Linked DNA regions of Mus musculus: region 1 is linked to region 2. A link is a loop called in an ENCODE intact Hi-C map of the cell type or tissue named here. Cell type or tissue: left cerebral cortex. All regions are shown on one strand. Each heading gives the region's core, and the rest is flanking DNA. Links, peaks and the distances in the headings are about the cores only.

Region 1 (5,222 bases), core at 1,526-4,025, 350 kb before region 2:
CCCTGACGCTGAGCTGTACCTTATTCTGGCTCATTTCTCTGCTCACCATTAGCTGCTGCTGCGGCATAGGTGAGCTGAGGACACAGAAGGCAGTGTGAGGACACAGATACGTGTGGGGGTAGGATATAACTAAGTTAATTATTGGTTAATACTATTGCTGATTCCGTTGGCTATGTGAGAGTGAGTAGTATGTTCTTTTATGAAGCAGGCTATGTTAAGATTATAGATGTTGGTTAATATTTTAAATGACATTTGAGTTCTATTTGCTGTAAATCTTAGTTAGATTGACCGTTTTCTTTCATTTTTCTATTGCGCTTGCTTTGCCATCACCTAGATTTCTTGGCTCTTACACTAGCTATGACTACTTGAAAAGGAACATCAAGTGGTAAGACTGGCTGGCATTGATGTGAGGCTGTTCCATGAGATGTCCCTCACTGTGTCGTTGGCATTATGTGCACTTTCAGATCTTAATGCTGTCTTCTAACATTGAAGTCTAAATACGTGTAAGCAAGGTACCAGCTAATTTTGATGCTGTTCATAAAACTAGATTATTTTCAATAAATATTGTATGAAAACAAATACACATTTCAAATCCATGTTATTGTCTGTGCACATAATGCCAGGCAGCTTGGCACTCTGCAGTAAGGCTCAGGTGGCAGGGTTGCAATTATGGGTCTATTTAGATTCCTTTGTTTAAATTCTATGTGTTACTTATTAACAATTGGCAAATTTGAAAACCTAAGGGTACATGGCACAATTTTTACTAGACAAGCCTTATAAAGTAAGTAGTGCCTGCTACTCCAGCAGTCGTTAAACAGAGCAAAAGAGCAGGAAACCAGGGCAGATTTTAAAGATGCCCTGTTTTTCTAGTGTTACTGGAACACAACCCTGCCTGTCCATTGACTGACTATGTCTAATTTTGCCTGGTAACAGCTAAGTCAAATAGCTGTGGCAGAAACCCTATGGCTCAGAAAGGCAAGTCCTTTTATCTGGCTCTTCACTGGAAAAGCTTGCCAGCATTGGGTCTGTGACACCGTGTTTTATGGTGCTTTGAGTATGCTTGACACCAAGATTTTGTACCTGAGATACAAAATTAGAAGTTAGTTTAAGGAAGGTTTGTGCCAAAATAACATTTCTCAAAATATTTGCAAAACTTCCTTAAATCTACTATTTTTATAAATATCACAAATATTAAAAGTATACCCAAAATTTCATCCGCCTTTTAATAGATATCTCCTGGATGTTTTACTAATATTCTTCAAGTATCTGTGCTGTCTTGACATTTCTTGTGCTGATGAATTTGTTTGTATATTTTGGTAGAGTTGCTACCTATACTCATGAGAAGAAATTGTGAAATTGTGACATTTCTAGATACTTTTTTTTTTTTTTAAAGAAACAGCAGCAGTTTTGCGATGGGGTTCATTTTTCCAGCATTGAAACTTCTTCTCTTTTTCCTTTAAATAGGGGAAAACCCGAAACTGATGCTGTGGATAGATCATTCAGTGAGAAACGTTATGATCCAGCCCAGGCCACGCCTCCTCCTCCTCCGTTGCCCTCACAGTACAGCCAGCCAGCTCCACCTCTGTCCAGCTCTTCTCTCCACATACATTCCAAGGGCGCCCAGGGTGAAGGTAGGAAGTTAAGACATTGATATATTACTATAATAGAGTAATGGTTATGAAGTTAAATTCTCACAGTTTTGAAGCTTAGGTGACTTTAATGTTTTTGTTTTTTTTTTTTTAAGTTCAAAAAATGCTTGGGCTGGTAACAGTGAAAAGTAAAGGTTTTTGTCAAAAATGTATGTTATTTCGGCCTGGTAGCTCATGTCTTTAATCCTAGTGCAGAGGCCTTGAATCTGAGTTTGAGACTACCCACCCTAGTCTGTATAATACGTTCCTAGCCAGCTAGGACTGCATACTAACTCACACAGAAAAGAAAGAAAGTGTGTTGTGTGTTACCTTCTGTTTATTTAAATGACTGTTATATTGCATGAGCCTTGTAGCTAAATGGATTTTTGTCAAAACACCCCCCCCAACCCCTGGTATTTTTTTTTAAAACATAAATTTATATCAATTTCCACATCTTGAAAGCAGTACCTGATAATTGATGTGCCTCAGTTTAAATATCTAAGGGCCATAGAGATGCCTCAGCAGGTTAAATTGCTTCATTGGGCCTGATGTGAAGTCCAGCCCTGGAACCTGCATGGTAGAAGAAAAGAACTGATTCCAGCCACTTTTCTGCTGACATCGTACACTCTCAGTGGTACGAACACACTCACACATGCTAAATAAGATGTCATTTTAAATATTTGAATAGTGTCTTATAAGACTTGTTATGCTCCATCTTAAAATATGAAACATAAGAAAGCCATACAGTTTTACACAGAAAATGTCTTTTCATCTTTCAGTAAAATCTCAATGGATGCAGCTTACTCATTTGAATAGCTAGATAATATTCTACCCTAATAGAATAAAATTTTTCTCTTCTTGACATTTGTTAGTACCTATCTATTACCTGTTGGAGGGCGGCATTCTTGAAACAAACCAATTACTGTATACATAGCTCACCCATACTTAGAGATGCATGTGGTGGTACGTGCCTTTAGTTCTGGCACTTCAGAGACAAAGGCTAGCCTGGGCTAAACAGCATTTTATTTTGTCCTGGAACTGACTCTAGACCAGACTGGCCTTGAACTCAAGAGATCTACCAGCCTCTGCCTCCTGATTGCTGGGATTAAAGGTGTACAACACCATTGCCTGGCTACACAGCAAATTCCGTACACAATTAAGAGACCTACCAAAGGAAGAAAAACAAATGTTTAAACAGGCATCTTTTGCTGATTCCCCTCCTTAAGGAAGATTTGTTTTCCCTAAGTGATGCCAGCTAGAAGGTTTTGTTGGTATTGATTTGTTTTAATAGGTGCCTTTTATCACAGTTAGGAGTTGTCTCTAGTCTTAGTTTGCTGAAAGCCTTTTGTTGAGTGTTTTTCTCTTGTGAGCTAGAGAGACGGCTCAGTGGTTATCAGCACTTGCTGCTCTTACAGCGGGCTTGGGCTTGGCTCCCAGCACCACATCAGGCAGCCCTTGACTGACTCCAGATCCAACATCATAATCTGGCCAACACAGGCACTGGGCACATATGTGGGAAACACACATACATGCATCTGCACTCACATACACATAAAATAAAAATCCAGCACTTGGGAGGCAGAGACAGGCGGATCTATAGAGCAAGTTCCAGGACACCCAAGGCTACACAGAAAAGCCCTGTCTCAGGGAGGAGGAGTCTTTAAAATTAAAAATATTTACTTCTCAAATTATCAGGATCATCTGATTTTTCTTATTATCTTAATGTGGTTATATTATTGTGCTCATGAAGAATTTAGATTCATAGTTTTCTGGAAATGGCTTTGTCTGATTTTGTTATCAGTGTTGTACTAGTTCTGTAAAAGAGAACATAGCTTTTCTTTTCCTTTATCTTTAAAACAAAACAAAAAACCGACATTTTCCCACCAGTGTTCCTTTTTTGTGACTTGATAGCAGTTCAGTGGTTCTGTTTGTCGCCACCGCTCCGGCAGAGTGTAGCCCTGTCCCTGCTGCTCTCCACATCTATGGACACTTGAGTTGCCCCATTTGTCAGGTTTGCCCATTCCCTGGTTGTGATATGATCTTTAACGATTAGTTTATTTTTATTTTCTATTTCCCCAATGGTTAGGTTAGTGTCTTATTACACAGTGCTTGGCGATTTACACAGAGGCAGGTGTTCTTCACTTCTGCACAGAGGATTAATACTGATGACCACTTAGACAGTTTTAAAGTATCTTCTACTAGTGTCTTAGTCAGGGTTTCTATTCCTGCACAAACATCATGACCAAGAAGCAGTTGGGGAGGAAAGGGTTTATTCAGCTTACACTTCCATACTGCTGTTCATCACTGAAGGAAGTCAGGACTAGAACTCAGGCAGGTCAGGGAGCAGGAGCTGATGCAGAGGCCATGGAGAGATGTTCTTTACTGGCTTGCTTCCCCTGGCTTGCTCAGCCTGCTCTCTTACAGAACCCAAGACTACCAGCCCAGAGATGGCACCACCCACAAGGGCCTTTCCCCCTTGATCACTAATTGAGAAAATGCCTTACAGCTGGATCTCGTGGAGGCATTTCCTCAACTGAAGCTCCTTTCTCTGTGATAACTCCAGCTGTGTCAGCTGACACACAGCCAGTACAGCTAGTGTGTAGCTGCTGTGCCTTTTTTTTTTTTTTTTAAATGCTTTGGTTAAGGATAAGTTTGCAATACTGATGGGTTTCATATCATCAAAATTGCCATTCTGTTTCTTTTTTTTTTTTTAAGATTTATTTATTATTTTATGTAAATACACTGTAGCTGTCTTCACACACTCCAGAAGAGGAAGTCAGATCTCATTACGGATGGTTGTGAGCCACCATGTGGTTGCTGGGATTTGAACTCTGGACCTTTGGAAGAGCAGTCGGGTGCTCTTACCCACTGAGCCATCTCACCAGCCCGCCATTCTGTTTCTAATTTTCAGTAGATAGTGGGACAGAGTTACTCAAGACATATGTGGCCAGTGCTTTCGTAGCCTCTTTCTGAATCTGAGGCAACCAGCTACACTCCAACTTGTCAACATCACATGGGACCTAGGACTTTACCTTAGGACATGTTAATGCCAAAAGAAAGCAAAGGGTTGTTAGAATGATTTTCAGAGCGTTTTTTTTTTTTTTAATGTATGTATGTATGTATGTATGTATGTATGTATGTGTTTGTTTTTCAGGCAACTCAGTATCATTGGATTTTCAGAACTCATATATGTCCAAACCAGACCCACCCCCATCTCAGAGTAAACCAGCAACTTTCAGACCACCAACTCGAGAAGACCCCCCTCAGACTTTCTATCCGCAGAAAAGTTTCCCAGACAAAGCTCCAGTTAACGGAGCTGAGCAGACTCAGAAAACCATCACTCCGGTGTACAATCGATTCACACCAAAGCCGTACACAAGTTCTGCCCGGCCATTTGAACGCAAATTTGAAAGTCCGAAGTTCAACCATAATCTTCTGCCAAGTGAAACTGTACATAAACCTGAATTGTCTTCAAAAACTCCCACTTCCCCAAAAACTCTTATGAAAGCTCATAGTTCAACACAGCCTCCAGAGTTTGACAGTGGAGTTGAAACTTTCTCTGTTCACACAGATAAGCCTAAATATCAAATGAAT
Region 2 (5,222 bases), core at 1,134-3,633:
CCGGGCAAGTTCTCTGCCACTGATACACATGTGCTGACTCTTGGGGTTTTTTGTTTGTTTGTTTGTTTGTTTGTTTGTTTTTGAGGCAAGTTCTTGCAACATAACCCAGGCGAGTCTTGAAATGTTTTATGTAGTCCAGGCTCTTACTGAACAACTGGTTGTTCTGGATGCTGAGATCACACATTCAGACCCTTTATGATACTCATGATAAAGATTGTGCCGGGCACTGGAAACCTAGCCAAGTGCCCAGGGCTAATAAAATCAGGGATCTTGGAGGAGAACCCACAACTGTCCCTTTACTAAGCCATCTGTCCAATGTCCACAGACAAGTGTAGTTATCACCTCTCATGATGAAACTTCTCTTTGCAATAGACAGAAACTATTATAGAAAGCCACAATCAATCAAAATGTAGAGTCATACAGCCCATTCCCAACTGATACATTACAACATAACTCCTGTATCTAAGACTTAGGGAATCATTGAAAAACAGGAGGACTGAAAGATTGTGAGAGCCAAAGGAACAGGGAGTTTGCTGGGAGACTGTCTGCTGCAAGTATCAGAACCACACCCATAAAGTCTCACCACCAACGTGGCTTCCTAAACAAACCGGAACAAGGACAACAATAGAGATGTTGATGTGAATGGGGAAGCCCACAAGGCCTCAACCACAGGCAACTGAGGAATGCTGGGAAAGTAGTCTTCCCCAGGGAAGAGCACACCAGTTGGCTCTCTGATAACAAAACAGTCAGTAATGAAGCATATATATGTGTGTGTGTGTGTGTGTGTGTGTGTGTGTGTGTGTGTTTGTGTGTGTGTGTGTGTGTATTCACAAGTAACATCATACAGATGGATCAGGTTGTGTTTATGTATTTAGGAACATACACATGTAGCAATTGTTACAGAAAAGGACTCATGACTTTAAAGAGAATGGGGGAGGTATAAGAGAGGGTTTGTAGGTGAGAAAGGAGAAATGATGTAATTATGTTATAATCTCAAAAAACCAAAAACATGAAGAGGAGGAGGAGAAGAAAGAGAAGGAGGAGGAGGAGGAGGAGGAGGAGGAGGAGGAAGAGGGATCGACATCACTAATCAGTGGAGAAATGCAACTCAGAACCAAGAGATACCATTCCCCCATCTGTTTGAAAGGTTATTATGGAGTGTACAAATAACAATAACAACAAAAACACCGATTACATTGTGGTGGGATGACTTATGTCTCAGGTCTGTTGCAACACATGCTTCTTGGTGTTTATATATGTTTGCAAGTAAATTATAGTTAATGGCCCTGTATAACACAGGTAAGCAATGAAAACTTAAAAATTAAGAAACCAAAACCAGAATTTCTTACTATCAAGGTTCTATGTAGTGACTTTTTAACTTCCCTCTGATGTGAAGGAGATAGACATTTAGAAGAAGCCAATGTTAGTTCCTACATAAACATGGAAATCCTGGCTTTTCTAGGCATGCTGGACAGTGGCAGGAATCTGCTCTCCCAGTTACCTGCTCATCACTGCAGAGGGTACTGAGCTGAGCAGTGTGTTTGTTATGATGTTCAGTAAGTTAGCTACACTTGGTACATTTGCAGCCTGTGGTATTTTCAGTTTGCTACAAGTTTATCAAGACATGACCCTATCATAGATGCAGGAGTGTTCAGAATAAAACAACAACAACAACAACAACAAATTCCTCTTCTCCCTCCTCTTCCTCTTTCTCCTCCTCCTCTTTCTCCTCTTCTAATAGAAATCTAAGATCAGCAAGCATGAGCCTCAGGCTACATTTAACCAGGGCATCTCAAGGGCATTTTAGATGGCTATTTATGTCAGGCCAACCTCAATCGGCTCCAAACGTTTCTATGACCAGTAAATAACTAGTTATTAACCCAATTGGAAGCAAATTAGCACTCTTGACTTGTGGCTTAAAATTCTCAGGTTTGCCCAAGCAGAGTGGGACAGACTAGCTGGGATCAGATCTCATTTAAGGTCGTCTGCCCCTCTTTATTGCTGAGAATCTACCAAATGAGAGCATTTTCTGAACATCACATCACCTCATTCATAGAAGAGGAAGGGAACTCTCTCAACAGTGCTATCACAAAGCTTTGCTTACTCAGCAGGTTGGGAGTCATGACCAGAGATGATAGGAGAGTGAAATGAATTTGGAAGTTGGCAGAGAGGGATACTTAAAGCTAAAGGAAGATACTCTTTCATGGAGCCGATCCATAAAATAATAAAGAATGTAGATAACGCAAACATTTTATTTAATGGGCATAATTTATGGAGACAAGTGGATGCTAGCAAACTGACTGTCCTAGTAAAGGGACATCCAACACTGTCTGCGGCTCCCTTTGTTCTCGCTGCTCTCTGCTGCCATCTTGGGGTAGGGTGTGTGGAGAGCTGTGAATAGGAGCTTTTGCCCTGAAGCAGAGGGGCTTCACTGGTGCCTTTCCTTGCATCCTCTCTCTCTCTCTGTAATGTCCCCAGGAAGTGGCGATTTTTCTCTGTTTCCCACTGGCTTCTTCCCTGGGCTTTGGTCACAGGCATCTGCTTTTTTTTTTTTTTTTTTTTTTTTTTTTCTTGTTTTATCTTCGACTTTGCCTGGCTGTTCACCTCTTCCTTGATTTTTGTTTACCTTGAACCTCCAAAGCTCCCATCATGCCTTTCTTTCGTTGTCTGCTCTCGAGGCACCTGCCTGAATTGGACCCTGGTTCCGTTGCTTAGCAGCTGGGCAGACCTCCAAAAGTCACTCACTCTCTGTGTCTCCTTTTTCCCATTTGAAAACTGCCGATCACCATGGTGATTCAAATGGCTGTCACGATAATTTCAATAGTTGATAATAAAGTGCTCAGTCCAGTCTCTACTGAGGAATTAAGCTGCCATCGTGAGTCTGCCTCACTGGGGCATGTGCAGTTGAAGGACAGGGGCATGCACTCCCAGAGGGGTAGCTGAGGTGACAGCCGAGCTGAGACCTAGAGTTCATAGGGCCATAAGAACTCTCCACACTCATTTTGGTTTTCCATCATCTCTAAACCATAGACAAGGAAGCAAGGAGGGCAAGCCAGGATGCTGGAAGATTCTCTGAAGGGCATTAGTAAGGATGCTCATATGGGCTGGAACTTGAATGATCTGGTGACCTGAACTTGTACAGGATACCCAGACTTGTCCCTGGGAAAGGCCAGGGGCACAGGGTCCTCAGACAGGGAATCTACCACAGAGAACCCTGGGCACACAGAGAAGTCTGGGAACTCAAAGAGCACATGGCACCTGGGCAGAGAGTCTGTTCCTAAGTAACACACAATGTCCACAGAGGCATTAGCTGACCTTGTAGCTGGCAGAGCCAGCACAGGTGTGTGTGAACCAGGAAAAGTCCCCTGCTAAAGGCACACCAGGAAGGGGCTGCTTGTGTGTGGACTATGTTTACCTGGAAGGGTGTGTGTGTGTGTGTGTGTGTGTGTGTGTGTGTGAGAGAGAGAGAGAGAGAGAGAGAGAGAGAGAGAGAGAGAGAGAGAGACATGTCCGGGTGTGCCTAGATGTGTAGTGTGTGTCTGACTGCCTGTATATTATTGATGAAAAGAATTCTTGCTTCAAAGAATGAAGGAGATAGTTTATTCTGAAGTCAAATCTGAGTGATTATAGCTCAGAAACACAATTCAGGTTTCCCTAAATATCATGTTCTAACATGGTAGGATTTTGGTTCCCAAGTATTTAATGACATGGAATAAAAAAAGTCATACGCTAAGACACTCTTAAAGTACATTGGTGGGAACATGAGGTAGGCGGGTTACAGCAGAGCAAAGACATTTGTGTTAAAGGCATCAGGTATTGCCTGACAACCGGTTAAATTCTTAGCTTTTGGGTTGGTGGTAGCTAGGATTTGTTAGTGCATTCCATAGACAATGGCATCTGGTAGTTAAAAACAATGCTAAGTCACACACAGAGATGGTCCAGGAGTACTGTTCAGGGGGCTAAGTGGATCCAAGAGCATCTCTCTTTCTCATCATCTGCAACATTCCAACTCTCCACAAGCATGGACGTTCTCATCAGTCAGCTTTGCAGGGTCTTCACACAGGTGAGCTGTGGCTTTCCCCACCAAGGAATCTCAGCTCACAGTATGCTCGTGTTCACATACCTGTCCTGGCATGTCTCAGGCTGTGTATCAACAAGGACTTGGTCCAGTGGTCCTCTTTCCCTGGTTGAGTGTAGAGGGGCTTGTTGCTGGAGGCAAAGAGGAGTGTGGACCTGAGGTCAGATGCTCTCAACCCTGGCTGTACCACCCAAGGGCCAAGCCTTTATTTCTCCAGCCCCAGGCCCCTCCCTGCCACACTCTGCTGAGAAAGCCCCTCGGGCATCCATTCTGACTCCTAGAGAAGGCATAGGGCTCCATTCAAGGGATCCACTTGCAGAACCCCACATAAGCCCCAGGTGACACATAAGCCCTTAGTTATCTCCTGTGAGAACTAAGGTTGTGGTAAAAGAGCCACAGTTTGTTCAGGGCTTGGAACCTTAGCAGTCATCATTTGCCGTTCATCTGGCTGGGACAAGGCTGCCCACTTTACAAAGGGAAAAGCAGGCTTGACAAAGTGAAGCAACTTACCCAAAGGCATATGTGAGTAGATCTTGGTGTAGACAAGCTTGTGCTTGTGAGTGTGTGAGACTGTGTGTGTGCATGGTGTGTGCTGTGTGTGCCTGTCTGAATGTACATGTGTGTGTGCTGTATCTTTCTATGTATGTTTATACCTGTGTGCTGTGTTTGAATGTCTATGTGCTATGAGTGTATGTGTGTGCACTGTGTATATATGTTTTTGCTGTGGGTGTTTTTCTATGCCTGTGCTATGTGTAGGTATTTCCAAGTAGCTGTGTATGTGGTAAATACATTGTTGTATGAGTATCTGACATTGTATGGTTGAGTGGTGGGTGGGTGAGTGTGTGTGTGTGTGTGTGTGTGTGTGTGTGTGGGTGAGTGTGTGTGTGTGTGTGTGTGTGTAGTGTGTGTGTCTGAGCATGTATCTTTGTGGCATCTGCATGTATGTAGGGTGTATTGGTTTTTGCCAGCTCAACACAAACTTGGACTTATTTCCTAAGAGGGATCTCGATGGAGAAACCACCTCATTCAGACTGATCTATAGGCAATCTGTGGGGGGATTTTCTTTTATATTTTAACTATTTGTTGCATTTTCTTAATTGATAATTGATGTGATATGCTCACTTTGGGCAGTGCCACCTCTGGA

The links. Hi-C counts contacts between places; a loop is a spot of excess contacts. Peaks named below come from ENCODE experiments on the same cell type or tissue, not always from the same donor. Only the 100,000 strongest peaks of a DNase experiment are listed, where the experiment ranks them.
Region 1: a loop joins it to region 2, with 2.5 times the contacts of the local background. A loop is called at or near these places in 4 of 42 quality-filtered maps.

What each region holds. Positions count from the first base shown.
Region 1 is chr7:65,302,779-65,308,000 of GRCm38, reverse strand. It overlaps Tjp1 (tight junction protein 1), which reads left to right. Exons shown (of 27, transcript NM_001163574.1): 23 at 1,465-1,631; 24 at 4,783-5,222. Among named protein-coding and RNA genes, the nearest start is that of Tjp1, 66 kb to the left of the region's middle. In left cerebral cortex, for the core only: no CTCF peak of the experiment used is centred there; no DNase peak of the experiment used is centred there.
Region 2 is chr7:64,947,785-64,953,006 of GRCm38, reverse strand. The region is part of intron 2 of Fam189a1 (family with sequence similarity 189, member A1); the gene reads left to right. Among named protein-coding and RNA genes, the nearest start is that of Nsmce3, 77 kb to the right of the region's middle. In left cerebral cortex, for the core only: a CTCF peak has its summit at 2,360 (motif pointing left); a DNase peak (open chromatin) is centred at 2,363.